2 separate regions of the Homo sapiens genome follow, and region 1 is linked to region 2. A link is an interaction called in ENCODE POLR2A ChIA-PET data of the cell type or tissue named here. Cell type or tissue: Panc1. All regions are shown on one strand. Links, peaks and the distances in the headings refer to the core of each region. The heading gives the core; the rest is flanking DNA.

The links. Peaks named below come from ENCODE experiments on the same cell type or tissue, not always from the same donor. Only the 100,000 strongest peaks of a DNase experiment are listed, where the experiment ranks them.
Region 1: POLR2A ChIA-PET joins it to region 2 with 12 read pairs; 2 of 35 experiments call an interaction of 5 or more read pairs at or near these places.

Annotation. Positions count from the first base shown.
Region 1 is chr2:73,452,184-73,460,519 of GRCh38, reverse strand. ALMS1 (ALMS1 centrosome and basal body associated protein) reads right to left here. Exons shown (of 23, transcript NM_001378454.1): 8 at 6,453-8,336; 9 at 5,225-5,358. It overlaps ALMS1-IT1 (ALMS1 intronic transcript 1), which reads right to left and starts at 3,417. Exons shown (of 2, transcript NR_046762.1): 1 at 3,194-3,417; 2 at 1,038-2,579. In Panc1, for the core only: no CTCF peak of the experiment used is centred there; no DNase peak of the experiment used is centred there.
Region 2 is chr2:73,190,067-73,198,402 of GRCh38, reverse strand. No RefSeq gene overlaps it. Among named protein-coding and RNA genes, the nearest start is that of NOTO, 8.3 kb to the left of the region's middle. RefSeq lists a silencer at 3,434-3,603. In Panc1, for the core only: no CTCF peak of the experiment used is centred there; no DNase peak of the experiment used is centred there; H3K27me3 peaks cover 1,102 bases.

The sequences.
Region 1 (8,336 bases), core at 248-8,247, 260 kb before region 2:
CTGCGTTGCTCACACTGGGAGCTGTAGACCGGAGCTGTTCCTATTTGGCCATCTTGGCTCCACCCGAATTTTTTAATGAGTGCTGAATGAACTGTTTTTGTCTAAAATCATTTTTATATTACCACATTCTTAAAACAGATTTTCACTGACATGCAATTCTAGATAGATATAATTTATTTTCTTTCAGCACACTGAAGGTATCATCCTAATATATCACCATTCATTGTTGAAAGAAATCATAATGGAAATTTAAAAATATCTGGAATGGTATAATAATAATTATATTACATATAAAACTTGTGGGTTGAAAGAGTTGGGGCTGGGAAAGAAATTCAATCTGTTGCAGGCATGAAGAGCAGTGGGGCTGAGGGAGAAACATACAAGGGAGTTTAAACAAGTAAATATATGGAGGATAATGGGAGCCAAGTTTCTTACTATCAGGGAAGTGAGTTACAAATAAAGAAAGAAAAAAAGGCTAGAATAACCCTGTAGTACTGGAATGGAATTGGATGTACTAGTATAAACTCAGCTCTCATTTTATAATAAAAGTAATAGATAAGGAAACAGGCCTACAGGGGAGAGGGGGGTGCGTGTAATTATGTACACACACATTGTCTGCTGAAAGGGCATAAAGGCAACAGCATCATAGTATCAATAAGCACACCAAGCATACAGATCTTAGTTTCTACATGCCACTCTCTGCTAAAAAGAACCAGCGCCCCTTGGAGAAATGGACAGCTCTAGGGTTGGTGAAAAGAAAATATAAGATATTCCTAGAGTGTCTTCCTAGCTCAGAAAGTGGGTGAATGCTCATGAAATGATGGGATCATAAGAACACACAGGAACCAGCTTAAAATGGTTCCAGTGGGCAAGTGTGGGATAATTTGAGTATCAAAATAAACAATGATAGTGATAGGTTGTGACCCTTTGAGTAAACGAAAAATCCAAGAGTCCATAATGATATAAATAAATAAATGGAGAAGGGACACTTTTAACTTACCACAGAACTCCAATGAAATGTTGAAGCAATGATGGAATTTTTTTCAATAACCAAATTAAAGCTATTTTATTAATAAATTATTCAGGCAAGTATAAACACTAGATCCTAAACTAGAGATATTTACAGTCTCAAAGAATCTCTCCCTAATATTTATTAACTTATTAATTAATATGTAAAACACACAAACCAGCAGATACCACCTTAACTAAGTGGTATGAGTTAACATTACAAGTATTGAGACAAATCAACATAATGTGCCTCCTGACAAGCATGAAAAGCACATCACTTCTGTGGCTTTCCTACATAAAAATCAAATCTGAATCAAATCATGATAAAACACCAGATAAATTCAATTTGAGGGAAATCTGCAAAGTAACTAGGTTGTACTCTTCAAAAATGTCAGTCATGAAAGAAAGAAAAAACAGAAGAAACACCCTATACTAAAAAAAAAATCATTTAAAACATGACAAACACTGAAGTAATTTATAACAGGTTTTTCATCAACATTAATATCTACAGGGACATTCAAAAGCTGTATGTGACAAGGGACAACTCTTCATTGTGTGGAACTGTCTTGTACATTATAGAAATAGTAACATACCTGACACCTATCTACTGCATTCCAGAAACAATCCCCAATTACAGTGATGACCCAAGAAAAATCACATAATTTTCCAAAATATCTCTTTGGGAGGCATTTACTACCCGTCAAGAACCACTGCCTTCCACAATCTAGTCTTCTCCCTTTCACTCTCACTCTCCAAACACACTGGCCTCCTCCCTTTCCTTTAACACTCCCTTTCCTTTCACACACTTTACCTCAGCAACTGTGTGCATGCTATTTCTGTCTGGAATGCTCTTGTCACTGTTAACTGCCTTACTTTCTCACCTTACTCAGATATTTAATTCAATACCTCTTTCTCAGGTTCTGTGTTGACCATTCTGCTTTGTCTCCCTGGCTCTTATCCCACCATCTGACATTTATTTTACTTGTTTGGTTGTTATTCATATACTCTTCCTTAATGTAAGCTCATGATGAAGAAATGTTTGTCTATTTTGTTCAGTGGTGTGTCCTCAGGCTATAGATGAGGATGGCGCATATCAGGCATTCAATATGTATTTTTGGAATGAATGAATAAATGTCCAACAGTAGGGTAGTGAATAAATTGTTATGTTCATACAATGGGATATTACATACCTGTGAAATTATGCTTTTAGAGAAGTTTTAAAGGGAAATCCTAATATATTTAAGTTAAAAAAATAAAAGGTCCAAAACCGTACACAGTGTGGCCAATATGGGTTCCCTAAGGACAAGGCATATCTAGACAAACACTATTTCGCAACTACTCAGTTAATAGACTGAAAAAAGTCAATCATAAGATGGTGAAACACAAGATGGTTGAATGACAGTATAGTGAAGTACTCAAAATAGGTGTGAGAGTAATCTTATTCAAAAGTTTTAGACCTTTTTTTTTTTTTTTTTTTTGAGACAAAGTCTCCCTCTGTCGCCTAGGCTGGAGTGCACTGGCACAATCTTCGGCTCACTACAATCTCCACCTCCCAGGTTCAAGCAATTCTCCTGCCTCAGCTTCCCGAGTAGCTAGGATTACAGGCATGCACCATGACACCCAGGTAATTTTTGTATTTTTAGTAGAGACGGGGTTTCACCACGTCGGCCAGGCTGGTCTCGAACTCCTGACCTCAAGTGATCCACCCACCTTGGCTTCCCAAAGTGCTAGGATTACAGGCATGAGCCACCGCGCCCAGCCAAAAGTTTTAGACTTTTTATCCATAGCCCTTAGTAAACATTTTTATTGCTAATTTGGATAAAAATACTTATCAAATATATAAATGGCACAAAGCTGAAAGGGATATTTTAATAAAATAAATGATCAAATTTGATTAAAAATCATTCCAATAGGCTTGAACACTGATATAAAAGCAATAAAAAGAAATACAGGAGAGTTAAAAAGTATTACATAGGGCGAGGCGTAATGGCCTGTAATCCCAGCATTTTGGGAGGCCGAGGCAGGCGGATCACTTGAGGTCAGGAGTTCAAGACCAGCCTGGCCAACATAGTGAAACCCCATCTCTACTAAAAATACAAAGATCAGCTGGATGTGGTGTCATGCGCCACTCACACAGCTGTAATCCCAGCTACCCGGGAGGCTGAGGCAGGAGAATCACTTGAACCTGGGATGTAGAAGTTGCAGTGAGCCAAGATCATGCCACTGCAGTCCAGCCTGGGCAATAAAGTGAGACTCTGTCTCAAAAATAAGAAGATTTTTAAAAAAGTATTATATAGATACAAGAAATGAGAATAGGAATCTTGGCAGCAGTTCATGGTTTTTGTTTGGTTTGTTTTGCTTTGCTTTTTTCCTACAGCTTTAAGTTTTGAAAGCAGTACATGGTTTTTTTTAATGCCCAATTATGCTGTGACCATTAAAGATCTCACAGTACATTGACAGAAAGAGAATTACTGAATATACTTCATGCTGGTCAGATCAGAAGTGAAATTGTGTTTCATCTAATTCAGGACACCTTATTTTAAGAAAAACACAGACAAACCAGAGTCTACCCAAAGGAAGGCAACTTGCTTGCTGAGGGATCTGGAAATATGAACGCAAGAAAATAATTTTTAAAAATAGGGAAACACAGATCACTGAGAAAACTATGTAATTTTAAACAAATGATGCTAGGATAGTGCTCACTTTGGCAGCATATATACAAATGGTGCTAAGACAACCAATTGCCCATTTTATTATTCTTATTATTTTGTCAATTTTGTTTTTCACAAGCATATACGTAAAACCTAAAATCCAATCTAATTTGTACTTTTCAAACTTTTCCAAAATTGAGATAATCCAAATAAACTATATCACTGGAGAATAGTTTTCTAAGAAACTTTGTATGAATCAGGCCATGAAATCCTTGCATGATAGCTATATCAATTCTTTCAGGATTAATAATAGTAATAATAGCTGCCAGTTACTGAGTACTAACTAGACATCACACGTTCTACTAAGCATTTTATAGGCATTATCTCACATAATCCACACCAAAACCCTCTACGATAGGCATTATTATACCCTATTACTATGCAAAATAGCAGACAAAATGCCTTATCCACAGGAGAAAGAATAAATTATCATGTAATCACACACTGGAATACTGTACAGTAATAAGGAACAAATGAAAACTCTGCACATCTACATAGAAGCAGCTCAAAACCCTAACACTGTGTGAAACACCTAGTTCTCAAAAGAATATGTATCATATTGATTCCATCTTAGAGTTCAAAACCATACTGAAGAGAAGGAAAATCATTATATATCAAAATAAGAAATAAAAAAGATATGACTGGGAAAGGAGAAACAAAGAACTTCAACAGTATTTGGTAATGTTCTATTTCTCAAGCTCGATAGTAAATATATGGGAATTATTTTTACTTGCTGCTATTCTTTACATAAATGATTCATATATGCTCTTTTCTACATATGAAATAGTTAATAGAAGGAAAATATGTACTATTAAAATGAAAGCCATTTATACATAAGCTATTATAGCTGTGTACTCAAGTATTTAAAATAAACATTTGAAAATAGCTGGATTTCAAGATACCACTTTCAAGAGAAAATAAGGGTGACATTTAGTCTTCTCTGTTCTTAAAAAAAAAATTGATAAAACAAGCAAATCAGTTCTTATTTTTCTAAGAAGATAAATTTTTCAAAATATGAATTTGGAATCAATAAAAACAACATATCTAGACTGTAAGAATCTAATACTTATATCTTAACTTTTGAAAAATTAAGATGCCTGCCTAGGCACAGTGGCTCATGCCTGTAATCCCAGCATTTTGGGAGGCCAAGGCAAGAGGATCGCTTGAATCCAAGCGTTCAAGACCAGCCTGGGCAACGTAGAGACCCTGTCTCTGCCAAAAATTTAAAAATTAGCCGAGCAGGGCGGTACACACATGTGGTCCCAGCTACCTGAGAGGCTGAGGTGGGAGGATTCCTTGAGTCTAAGAGTTCAGGGCTGCAGTGACCTGTGATTGCACTGCTGCACTTCAGCCTGGGCAACAGAGCAAGACTGTCTCAAAAACAAAACCAAAAAAGGCTTTAGCCAAATATTATCAGCAACTCAACTGATGCCCAAGTAAGAGATCCTAATTCCATCACCCATTCTTTCATATTTACTTTCTTCATTTCCAGATTTCTTTTATACCTTGGACAAGTCAGTTGTTCTTCCATGACCAAATAACTCTGCCTTGATCTCTTCTACTTTCCTCCTGTCATCTTCATTTAATTCTGAAATGGAGTATCCACAATCATGTGCTAAATTGAACTTCATATTCCAGGCTGGAGAGAAAGCATACACTTGAGATAATACAATGCAAAAGTGATAATTTGTCAACAATTGCAACACAGAAGATCATCAATATATGCAATTTAATACCCACTGCAATGCTTAGTATGTCTTCTTCTCAATTATGACAACCTATTAGAAATTCTTGACAGAGATCCTTTCACTGCAAAGTCTGATTTTCTTAAGTCATGCTCTATAGATAATTCTACAAAAAAGCCACTTTAAATCGGGTAATCAATCATATTTATCTTAATCCTCCTTTTAATCATGAGTTTCTTTACCTCTCCCTTTAGTTCCTGCTACAATTACTCATAATTCCATGACAGCTGATATTTAAAAGTAATAAATACAACTTGGAGGTTTTTTTGTAGAATAAAAATGTGCAGGGAACAGCGTAGGAAGTTAACCTCAAGGGACGATTTCTAGGTAGGCCTAAATTGCTTTTAAATTGCCTCCCAAAATATATTCCCCATATTGTCTTACAGATTTTTGTTTTTAATGGAATTCTATTAGAAATTAATGAGATTTGTAAATATTCTCTTTTAAACCTCTAACCCAAGTTTTAGTATAAAATACATTGATTTTTTTTTCAAATGTCTGAGATCAACACCAAGAGTTCTATTAGAAAAGGGAAAGAGAAAATATATGTAGTTTTAGGACAAAAAGCAATTTAGAGCACAGCAAATTGGAGGCTCTTTCTGCCTTCAGAATAAGGATACTATAATGGGAGGATTAGAGAAACGTGATAGCTTTAGGAGCTCAGGAGCCCAAGCGACCTCTTTACTCTCTGTCATACATCAGAATCTACTTCTCCTAAGAACAAGAACGTAAACTCAGGCTGGTACTATTAATACTGTAACTTAACTACATTATTGGTTAAATAGGCTTTTTATGGATTGTTAGAAGAAATATAGTCATTCTAACAATTCTATTGGAAAATACATTTAGAACTCCAAATATCTAACTTCATTTTTTTTCTTGATCTTGCTTGTATTTTTCATTGGCTAAGCTTCCTCAAAACATAAATATCTAACTTTAAACACATTATTAAACTATAACGTTTATAAGCCTGAAACTTTCTTCTTACCATGTGCTCGTACCCGGCTTTCCTCTTCCTCTGCATTTCTGAGTATTTCTTTAGCATGATTCAGTGAGGATTCACATTGCAGAAGGTTTTTCACATGTGCAGCCAGTGAATCTACACTGCTACCACCACCATCCTCACTCTCTGACACACCCTCTTCCTCCCTGCTATCTGTTATACTTGTCTTGGGTGAAACATATGGAAAGAAGTTTAGAAGAACATCAGAAACTGATTCCAAAGACTCTGGTAAATTACTGTCCCACGAGCAGGAACCATTTCCATCACTGGCATCACTACTTGAATCACTTTTTATGACAGTCATCATAGGGATAATAATTTTATTCCCAATGGTTCCACTACACCCTTCAGGTTCAGACCTCATTACAGATTTGGCTGCTTGATATTGCCTAAGAGTTTCTTCTAATGCCATACTGACTTTGCTCTCTGCTTCCTGTAGAGGACTTCTAACTGTAGTTGAACTAATAAACTCCCAATTTTCAATGCCTCTCCGGCATTTCAAATTCGTCTGTGTGCCAATATCCTTCTGTATGCACCTGCTGCTTGGGCTTTCCTCTGTGAATGGCTGTCTGTGAAGCAAATCACCATTAGATACACCCGTGGAAGAGGGTTCTTTGAAGCAAACCACCTTCTTAGATTGTATAAATGAAATATCACTAATATCTCTGAAACGGGCAAGGGGAGCAGGAAAATTGCATCGTTTCAGTGCCATATTTTCTGCCTCCATCAAAAGTGTCCGAATTTCCTTAAGAGTTTTAGCACTATTTTCTGCATCCTGGATTTCTTCAGAGCCAACATCTCTAAAACCTGCAGATTCTGGTTTATTTATTACAACTCTGTCATCAGCCTGAGAATTTAAAAGCACATTATTTGAGCTAACACTGGAGTCAGAAGAATTCAAATTATCTATTAGCCTTTGGACATGTTCTGAAACAAGCTTGTGATTCTCACCATGTGAGTAAGTACCAGAGGGAACTGTTTGTAATCCGGTAATTTGATCAGCTTGCCCAAGAGCACTTGAGATCTTTAGAGCATCTTCAGTTAGATGTCTATCTGGCAAATCCTTTTGATAGAAAATATCTGGTTTCTCTCGATGTGAAAAGGAACTAGGAAGAGCTGTTGGTAATACTGTTTTCTGGCCAGCTGGTCCAGGAATTGTTGAAACCTTCAGCACATCTTCAGTTACATGACTACCTGGCAATTCCTGTGGACTGAAAATATTCGATTTCTCTCTGTGAAAATAAGAACTAGAGAGAGATACTGGTTTTCCAGTATTCACATCAGTTAGTTCAGGGACAGCTGAAATCTTTAGAATACCTTTACTTTGATCTCTATCTGGCAACTGCTGTTGAAATAAAATATTGGGCTTTACTGTTTGAGAATAGGAACTATGAAAAGCTGTCTGGGATGGAGTCTTCTGGTCATTTGGTCCAATCACAGTTGAAATCTTGGGCTTCTCTATTTGTGAGTAGGAACTAAGGGTAGCTGCTGGAAACTCAGTTTTCTGGTCATCTGGTATATGCACAGTTGAAATCTTGAGTTTCTCTTTATGTGAATGTGAGTAGGAACTAGACAGTCCTATTGGTATCCCAGTCTTCTGCTCTGCTGGTATAGAAACAGGTGAAACTTTCAGAGCCTCTTCTGTGAGATGACTGTCTGGCAACTCCTGTTGAGAGATAACACTGGGCTTCTCTCTACGTGAGTAGTAACTTAAAGGTACTGTTGGTATCTCAGTCTTCCGGTCACCTTGTCCAGGAACAACAAAAACATTTAAAGCTTCTTCAGTAACATCTGGCAACTCCTGCTGATGAAAAATACTGGCCTTCTCTCTATTTGAGTAGGAACTAGAGGATGCTATTTGTATCCCAG
Region 2 (8,336 bases), core at 12-8,011:
GGTTTTAGGGAATGGAAATCCATGTTACTAAGCCCCTGTCCAACCTCCATCCCTCTCGCCATGTTCACATTTTTCATGAGCCATTATGGTAACCACACCTACTTGTCACATCATCCCCATTGAATTTTGGGAGCCCAGCTTGATAGCATAAGTTCCCTCCGTCATTTCGGGCCTACAGAGAATAGCCACCATCGAGTTCTTCAAGGATATCAGGGCTTTCCTCTTGAATGCATTTCTCATAGGCTTGATGAAGGAAGTGTCTTCTAGAACTAACCTGGGCACATATTACAGGGGCAGGTAAATAGGTCTTCCATGGCAAGTCTACCCTAGCATTCTAGCCTTCCTTAGCCATTTGATACCTCTTCTACAGTGTGCCAACTTCATCTAGAAGTTGATATCAACCAACTGAACAAACTGTTAGACTCACTCAAGCTAGGACATTGAATCAGGAATCTCTGCTTAGTTGGCCCTTATAAATAGATTCAGCCTAATATGACTTTATATTTCTTCTGTCCTCATCTCACACCTTTGGGATCCATGTCCATACATTTCCCCAGGTTTCTGTATATGTAAATTGGCAACATCATGAAATTGTTTTGGTGTGTATCATACCACTGTCTCATGGGAAAGGCTTTGTACTTCATTCTCTGTAGCCTGTTTGAACTTGAGTCTACCAGCAATGAGAGGCAGTGGAGGTAAATCCAGAGGGCCACCACTTCAAGGAAGGCCATTACAAGACCTTCAGGCAAGGGGAGATTCACTTCTTTTTTTTGAGACAGGGTCTTGCTCTGTCACCCAGGCTGGAGTGAAGTGATGTGATCATATCTCATTGTAACCTTGAACTCCTGGGCTAAATGGATCCTCCTGCCTCATGCCCAGCTAATTTTTCTTTTTCTTTCCTGTTTTTTTTTTTTTTGGTTTTGTTATTTTTAGTTCTTTTTGAAACCAAAGAAACCATTGGCTAATTTTTTAAATTTTTTGTAGAGACAGAGTTGCACAGGCAGGTCTTGAGCTCATGGGCTTAAGCAATCCTCCTGCCTCAGCCTCCCAAAATGCTGGGATTACAGGCATGAGCCACTGCGCCTAGCTGAGATTCACTTTTTCAGATAAGAGTGGAAAGTTACTTCTACTGTGAAAAGAGATTCAGCAGAATTTAGGGGCTCAGATTTGTTGGAACCTGGCCATATATATCTTCATCGCAATTTTTACAGTCTCTCTTCTTCCCAATCAATGACACAATTTTTAGCAGAAGAGACCTGAGAGGTTGGGAACATAATTTACATCATAGGACAGCCACAAAACTTTCAGGTCCTTTCCATGGACCTTGAGATGGGAATTCAAAATCCCGACTCCTCATATTCTTTCCCTAAATTCTTCAGGGCACTTAGAAACAACTCACCAATGTCATCATAATTGTTATATTCAAGCAAACATTTGGTCAATCAAAGATTTGACTTCTATAGACACCTGATTACAGTGTCTGCAAGTGATCATTTAAATAACTTTTTTGGCTGAGTGCAGTGGCTCACACCTGTAATCCCAGCACTTTGGGAGGCCGAGGCGGGCAGATCACCTGAGGTCAGTTCGAGACCAGCCTGGCCAACATGGTGAAACCCCATCTCTACTAAAAATACAAAAATTAGCCGGTCGTGGGGCTGGGTGCCGGTATTCTCAGCTACTTGAGAGGCTAAGGCAGGAGAATCGCTTGAACCCAGGAGGCAAAGGTTGCACTGAGCCGAGATCTTGCCATTGCACTCCAGCCTAGGCAACAAGAGTGTCAGACTCTGTCTCAAAAATAAATAAATTAAAATTAAAATTAAAATTAAATAAATAAATAACTTTTTTTCCTATGGCATACCATGAAGAACCAGTGATCTCTTTACCCCTGACAACCTCTGGTAAGGGTTATTTATGCCTTTAAATCTATTTAGGTCACAGAATCAATTCTAGATGACCCAGACTGAACCCATCACCCACTAAGGTTCTGTTATTCTTGGAACCATGTCCAGTAGCAGATTCTCTATTAGTCATGATCCAATCGGAGAAGCAGGACCCCTAGGAGTGACAAAGAATAAAGGATTTTTTTTTTTGAGATGGGGATCTTGCTCTGTTGCCCAGGCACATCTTGAACTCCTGGACTCAATGATTCTCTTGCCTCAGCCTCCTGAGTAGCTGAGATTACAGGTGCACACCACTGTGCCTAACAGAATAAAGGATTTTTTTTTTTCATCATACTCAACCCCAAAGAATAAAGGATTTTATTATGGGAATTTGACCTTACACAACTGTGGGAACTGGTAATAGCTCTCTGTGAGGATGTTACTTCTTTGTCTGGGTCTGGGACTAAAGTCCACAGGCAGGCATTGGGGAAGGAAAGATGGATGTGAAGTGGGAAAATTAGGACAAACTGGAACCCAGGAAGAAGGGCAAGAATGAGCTAAAACCTGCCTCAGTCTCACACCACCTCCAAGCCTCTCATTTTGTTAATGCAGGTGACTTGCAAGGAAGTCTGGTGTCCTTCATTCTGAAACTAAGCACATACTCGGCTCAGGAGCTGGGAAAACAGAAGAGGGTCTGGTGGGAGCTGAAGGACCTACACGCCCAGCTGTGGCCTCCATCTGCAAAACGAGCCAGTAGATCTGCCATAATGCGTGTGAGCTGCCATAGCACCTGCTCTGCACTGCTAAACACGGCTGCTGCTTCACTTCTGTGTCCTAAGCATCATGCCCAAAACCATTCAGGGAAGGAAATTCCGGGAAATGTAGTTCCAGCTTAGCTAAGTTGACACAACAAATTTATAATAAGGTTTAACCGGCCAGGCGCGGTTATCCCAGCACTTTGGGAGGCCAAGGTGGGCAGATCACGAGGTCAGGAGTTCAAGACCAGTCTGGCCAATATGGTGAAACCCCGTCTCTACTAAAAATACAAAAATTAGCCGGGCATGGTGGCATGCATCTGTAGTCCCAGCTATTTGGGAGGCTGAGGCAGAAGAATTGCTTGAACCCAGGAGGTGGAGGTTGCAGTGAGCTGAGATCGGGCCACTCCACTCCAGCCTGGGCAACAGAGTGAGACTCTGTCTCAAAAAAAAAAAAAAAAAAGTTTAACCATGTATAACATAAAACATAAATACCTTGGTAAAAGTCTAAAGGCATTCTTAGGCATGATAAACATGACAATCAAAATAAAGATGAGCTCCGGGTAGGGAGAAGGGAGTAGGATTAGGGAGGGTCACTTGGGCTGTCAACTTTCTGTATTGTTTTATTTCTTAACACAAAACAACCATAGTAAAAATGTTTGATGAAACTGAGTAGTGGTGGGTATATGGATATTCTTTTTATTATTCTCTATACTTGTCTATAGGCTTGAAATGTTTCATATTTTTTTCCTACCCCTCTGTATTTAAAAAAAAATTTTTGGCCAGGCCCAGTGGCTCACGTCTATAATCCCAGCACTTTGGGAGGCCGAGGTAGGCAGATCACTTGAAGTCAGGAGTTCCAGACTAGCCTGGCCAACATGGTGAAACCCCGTCTCTACAAAAAATACAAAAATTAGCTAGGTGTGGTGGTGGGTGCCTAAAATCTCAGCTACTCAGGAGGCTGAGGCAGGAGAATCGCTTGAACTCAGGAGATGGAGGTTGCAATGAGCCAAGATTGCACCACTGCACTCCAGCCTGGGTGATAGAGTGAGACTCCATTTCTAAATAAATAAATAAATATTAAAAAAAAAAGTTTTTTTGTAGTGATGGGACATTGCCATGTTGCCCAGGCTGATCTCAAACTCCTGGCCTCAGGCAATCCTCTTGCCTCAGCCCAAAGGGCTGGGATTATAGTCTTGAGCCACCTAGCCCAGCTGCCCCCTGCCCCTTGCCCCCTTGCCCCCTTCCCACTGTGTTTTTTAAAAGACAAAATACAATTTGAGAAAATGTCACAAAAGAAGAGCCAGTTGATAGACAAATTTCCCTAGCATAAAAAAATTCTTAAAAGCTGGGCACAGTGGCTCATGCCTGTAGTACCAGCACTTTGAGAGGCCGAGGTGGGCAGATCACCTGAGGTCAGTTCAAGATCAGCAAGACCAACATGGCGAAACTCCATCTCTACTAAAAATATAAAAATTAGGCAGGCATTGTGGTGGGTGCCTGTAATCCCAGTTACTTGGAAGGCTGATACAGGAGAATTGCTTGAACCCAGGAGGCGGAGGTTGCAGTGAGCTGAGATTGCGCCACTGCACTCCAGCCCGGGGAACAAGAGTGAGACTCTATCTCAAAAAAAAAAAAAGTTCTTACAAGTCAATAAAGGCAGATAGCCCCAAAGAAAAATGAGCAACATAAGTCACAGAAGACATACAAATAGATATAACCACATTAAAAGATGCTCAATGTGTTTAAAAGATTATAAGCACATTAAGATGCTTAAATTTATATAAATATAATAAATGATATTTTTGACTATTTGAGTCCCAAGATTAAAAAGATTAATAATATCCAGTGTTGGTGAAAATGAAGGGAAATAGGCCCTCTCATATATTACAGGGAAGCATGTAAATTAGTTCAAATTTTTGGAGAAATTTTTAAAATTTAAAACCTTTTTCTTTTCTTTTCTTTTCCTTTCTTTCTTTCCTTCTTTCTTTCTTTCTTTCTTTCTTTCTTTCTTTCTTTCTTTCTTTCTTTCTTTCTTTTTGTTGTTGTTGTTGTTGTTGTTGGAGACAGGGTCTTGCCCTGACACCCAGGCTGGAGTGCAGTGGGTGATCTCAGCTCACTGCAACCTCCACCCTCTGGGCTGAAGCCATCCTCCTACCTCTGCCTCCTGAGTAGCTGGGACCACAGGCACGTGCCACTGTGCCCAGCTATTTTTTTATAGTTTTAGTAGAGATGGGGTCTTGCCATGTTGCCCAGGCTGTTCTCAAACTCCTGAGCTCAAGTGATTCGCCTGCCTTGGCCTCCCAAAGTGCTGGGATTTTTTTTTTTTTTAATAGAGATGGGGCCTCACTATGTTACCCAGCGTAGTCTTGAACTCCTGGGCTCAAGCGATTCGCCTGCCTCAGCCTCCCAAAGTGCTGGGATCACAGGAGTGAGCCGCTGAGCCCAGCCAGGAGAATAATTTGCAATAGCTACTAAAATGTCAAAAGATTCCTTTTCAAAGATTCCTGTATAAGGATGTACATTGTAGCACCTTTTATAGTAGCAAAAGCCTGGAGGCAACTTAAGCATTCCCTAGATCTCCAGTGCCTAGAAGCAATCCAGGATTTTCTGATGAAATTAATTTTGGCGCTCAACCTTGAACAATCAGTTTTCTTTTTCTCACTTAATTGTGGAAATTCCTCCAAGCTACCCAGTTTAGACCTAACTCATTCTTTTTAGTGTCTGCTTAATGTTCCACAGTATGGGTGTGCCACAATTTATTCAACCTTTCTTCTGTTGAAAGGCATTCAGGTTGTTTTCTGCTTCTGCCCTACAAACAGAACTGGTAAGAAACATTATTTTAAATATATATTGTGTACTGGCTCTTTTATTTCTATACAAAAAGATCCCTGAATAGTATTAATGGACAGAAACCTGTAAGAGTTTATATTTTTAAATTGTAATTGATATTACCTTATTGATTTCTAAGACACTGTAAAAATTCACATGGCCCTTGTGACCTGCTGTATCCTCAGGGCCTAGTCCATGCCAGGGACTCAGTTGGCCAAACTAAAATAAAAATATTTAAAAAGAACAAATAAATTTGTCCAGGAGCTCTCGAGCTGTCCTCCAGCCAAATTCTTCCCCACTTCCCAACCCTCTTTCCCCACTAAAGGATTTTCCTTCCTTTTTTTTGTCTAAACCCATTAATATGCAAGTGAGCTGGGTAGCAAGGAGGAGAAGGAGGGAAAAATGGTAATAATAATAATGGGTAATATTTACAGATCACTTAAGCTTTGCACTTGGGTTATCTCACTTAAGTAGAGAATGAGTTTCCTTCTCTGGATTGAGGGAAGAAGAACGTTTTGAGCACTGGTTGAGATCTCAGAGTCACTGGGGAAGATGTGTTAGGAAGCCCCTTTGCTGCCCTTTCCCAACACCCTGTGAATCCTTGTCCCTTTTCTCCTTTTTCACTCTCCTTTTGCAGGGTCTTCATCTCTCTTTCTTTCTTTCTCTCTCTCTCTTTTCCCTCCCCTCTCTTTGTCCTTCCCTCTATTCCTTCCTTTCTCTTTCTCTCTCTTTTCTTCTTCCTTGTCTTTCCAAAGGGAAGCTTTTTCATGCAGAAGAAAGGTGCTAAATGGTGATGATGGAGTTTGTTGGACCTGGATGGAGGGCTGCCATGCAACGTGCCCTAAGTCAAGCCCAGCTTGCAGGGTCAGAGGGCCCCAGAGCTGCCTTGGGGAGGCCCCATACCACCTCCCCCTACCCCCTGCCTGGGCTGTCTCAGCTCCAGCCCACACCTGCTCTCCCCTCCCCTGCCCCTCCTGCTTCCCCTGCACCTGACAGGCCAAGAGCAAACAAGGTTGGTTGTTTGTTCCTCCCTCCCTGGAATGCACAGCTAACACATTGCACTTTGCAGTTACCTAGTGTTTCCTAACTTTTTCTTATGTATGCTGCCTTTAAGATTTTCTCTGAAATTCTATGCCCTTCAATTAGACTGAAGTCGACAAACATTTACTTGTTTGAGGCCTATTCTGTGTTGGGTTTTATGAGGGGTACAAAGTGCAATGAAATATACAATTCCTGCCCAATGGGAGCTCAGAGTCTTACGGTGAGGGTGGAGGGAGGGGACAGAGAGACTCATCCACAACTAGCTAATGCAACTGCCAAACCAAAGGGATGGATTCTATGGGAGTACAAAGGATGGAGAGATTAGTAATAACTTCATAGGCCAGGTGCAGTGATTTATGCCTGTAATCCCCACACTTTGGGAGGCCGAGGCAGGCAGATCACCTGAGGTCTGGAGTTCAAGACCAGCCTGGCCAACATAGTGAAACCCTGTCTCTACTAAAAATACAAAATTAGCCAGGCATGGTGGTGCATGCCTGTAATCCCAGCCACTCAGGAGGCTGAGGCAGGAGAATTGCTTGAACCCAGGAGGCGGAGGTTGCAGTGAGCCGAGATCGTGCCATTGCACTCCAGCCTGGGCCACAGGTGAGACTCCGTCTCAAAAATAAATAAATAAATAAATAAATAAATAAATAGATAAAGTAATAACTTCATAGGTCCAGGAGGGCTCTGTGGAGGACACTTTCCTCTGCAGAGGCATCTGAAGAGAGGGAAGTCTATCAAGGGATGAGAGTGGGTGAGATCACACGGAGAGAAAATGCTGTAGTAAAAGAGAAAGGGGCTTGTATGGATCCCTTGGGGACTGCTATGTTTAGGGACAGCAAGGACAGAAGAAGAAGGATTAGTCAGAGAGGAAGGTTGACAGCCAGGGCAAATAACCCTTGTGCAGTGAGATAAGTATGTTTTCTATTCACTTGGAGCACTTTATACAGCTGGTTGGGACTTTAGCAGCAAACTAGTCAAAGCCCTTTCTTTCTTTCCTTCCTTCCTTCCTTCTTTCTTTCGTTCTTTTTTTTCCTTCCTTCCTTCCTTCCTTCCTTCCTTCCTTCCTTCCTTCCTTCCCTCCCTCCTGCTCTCCTTCTCTCTTTCTCTCTTTCTTTCTCAGAGTCTCGCTCTGTTACCAGGCTGGAGTGCAGTGGTGCAATCTGGGCTCACTGCAACCTCTGCCTCCCGGGTTCAAGCGATACTCCTGCCTCAGCCTCCCGAGTAGCTGGGACTACAGGTGCGTGCCACCACACCTGGCTCTTTTTTTGTATTTTTAGTAGAGACAGGGTTTCACCATGTTGGCCAGCATGGTCTCGAACTTCAGACCTCATGATCCGCCTGCCTTGGCCTCCCAAAGTGCTGGGATTACAGGCGTGAGCCACCATGCCCGGCCTTTTTTTTTGTTTTTTGTTTTTTTTTTTGAGATGGAGTCTCACTCCATCACCCAGGCTGGAGTGCAGTGGCACGACCTTGGCTCACTGCAACCTCTGCCTCCCAGGTTCAAACAACTCTCCTGCCTTGGCCTCCCAAGTAGCTGGGACTACAGGCACCCACCATCAGACCTGGCTAATTTTTGCTTTTTTAGTAGAGACGGGATTTCACCATGTTGGCCAAGCTGGCCTCAAACTACTAACCTCAGGTAATCCACTCACCTCAGCCTCCCAAAGTGCTGGGATTACAGGTGTGAGCCACCGCCCCAGCCCTGGCTCATTTTTTATGTTTTTTTTTTTTGTTTTTTTGCAGAGATGGGCTTTTGCTATGTTGCTCAGGCTGGTCACGAATTCCTGGCCTCAAGCAATCTTCTTACCTAGCCTCCCAAAGTGTT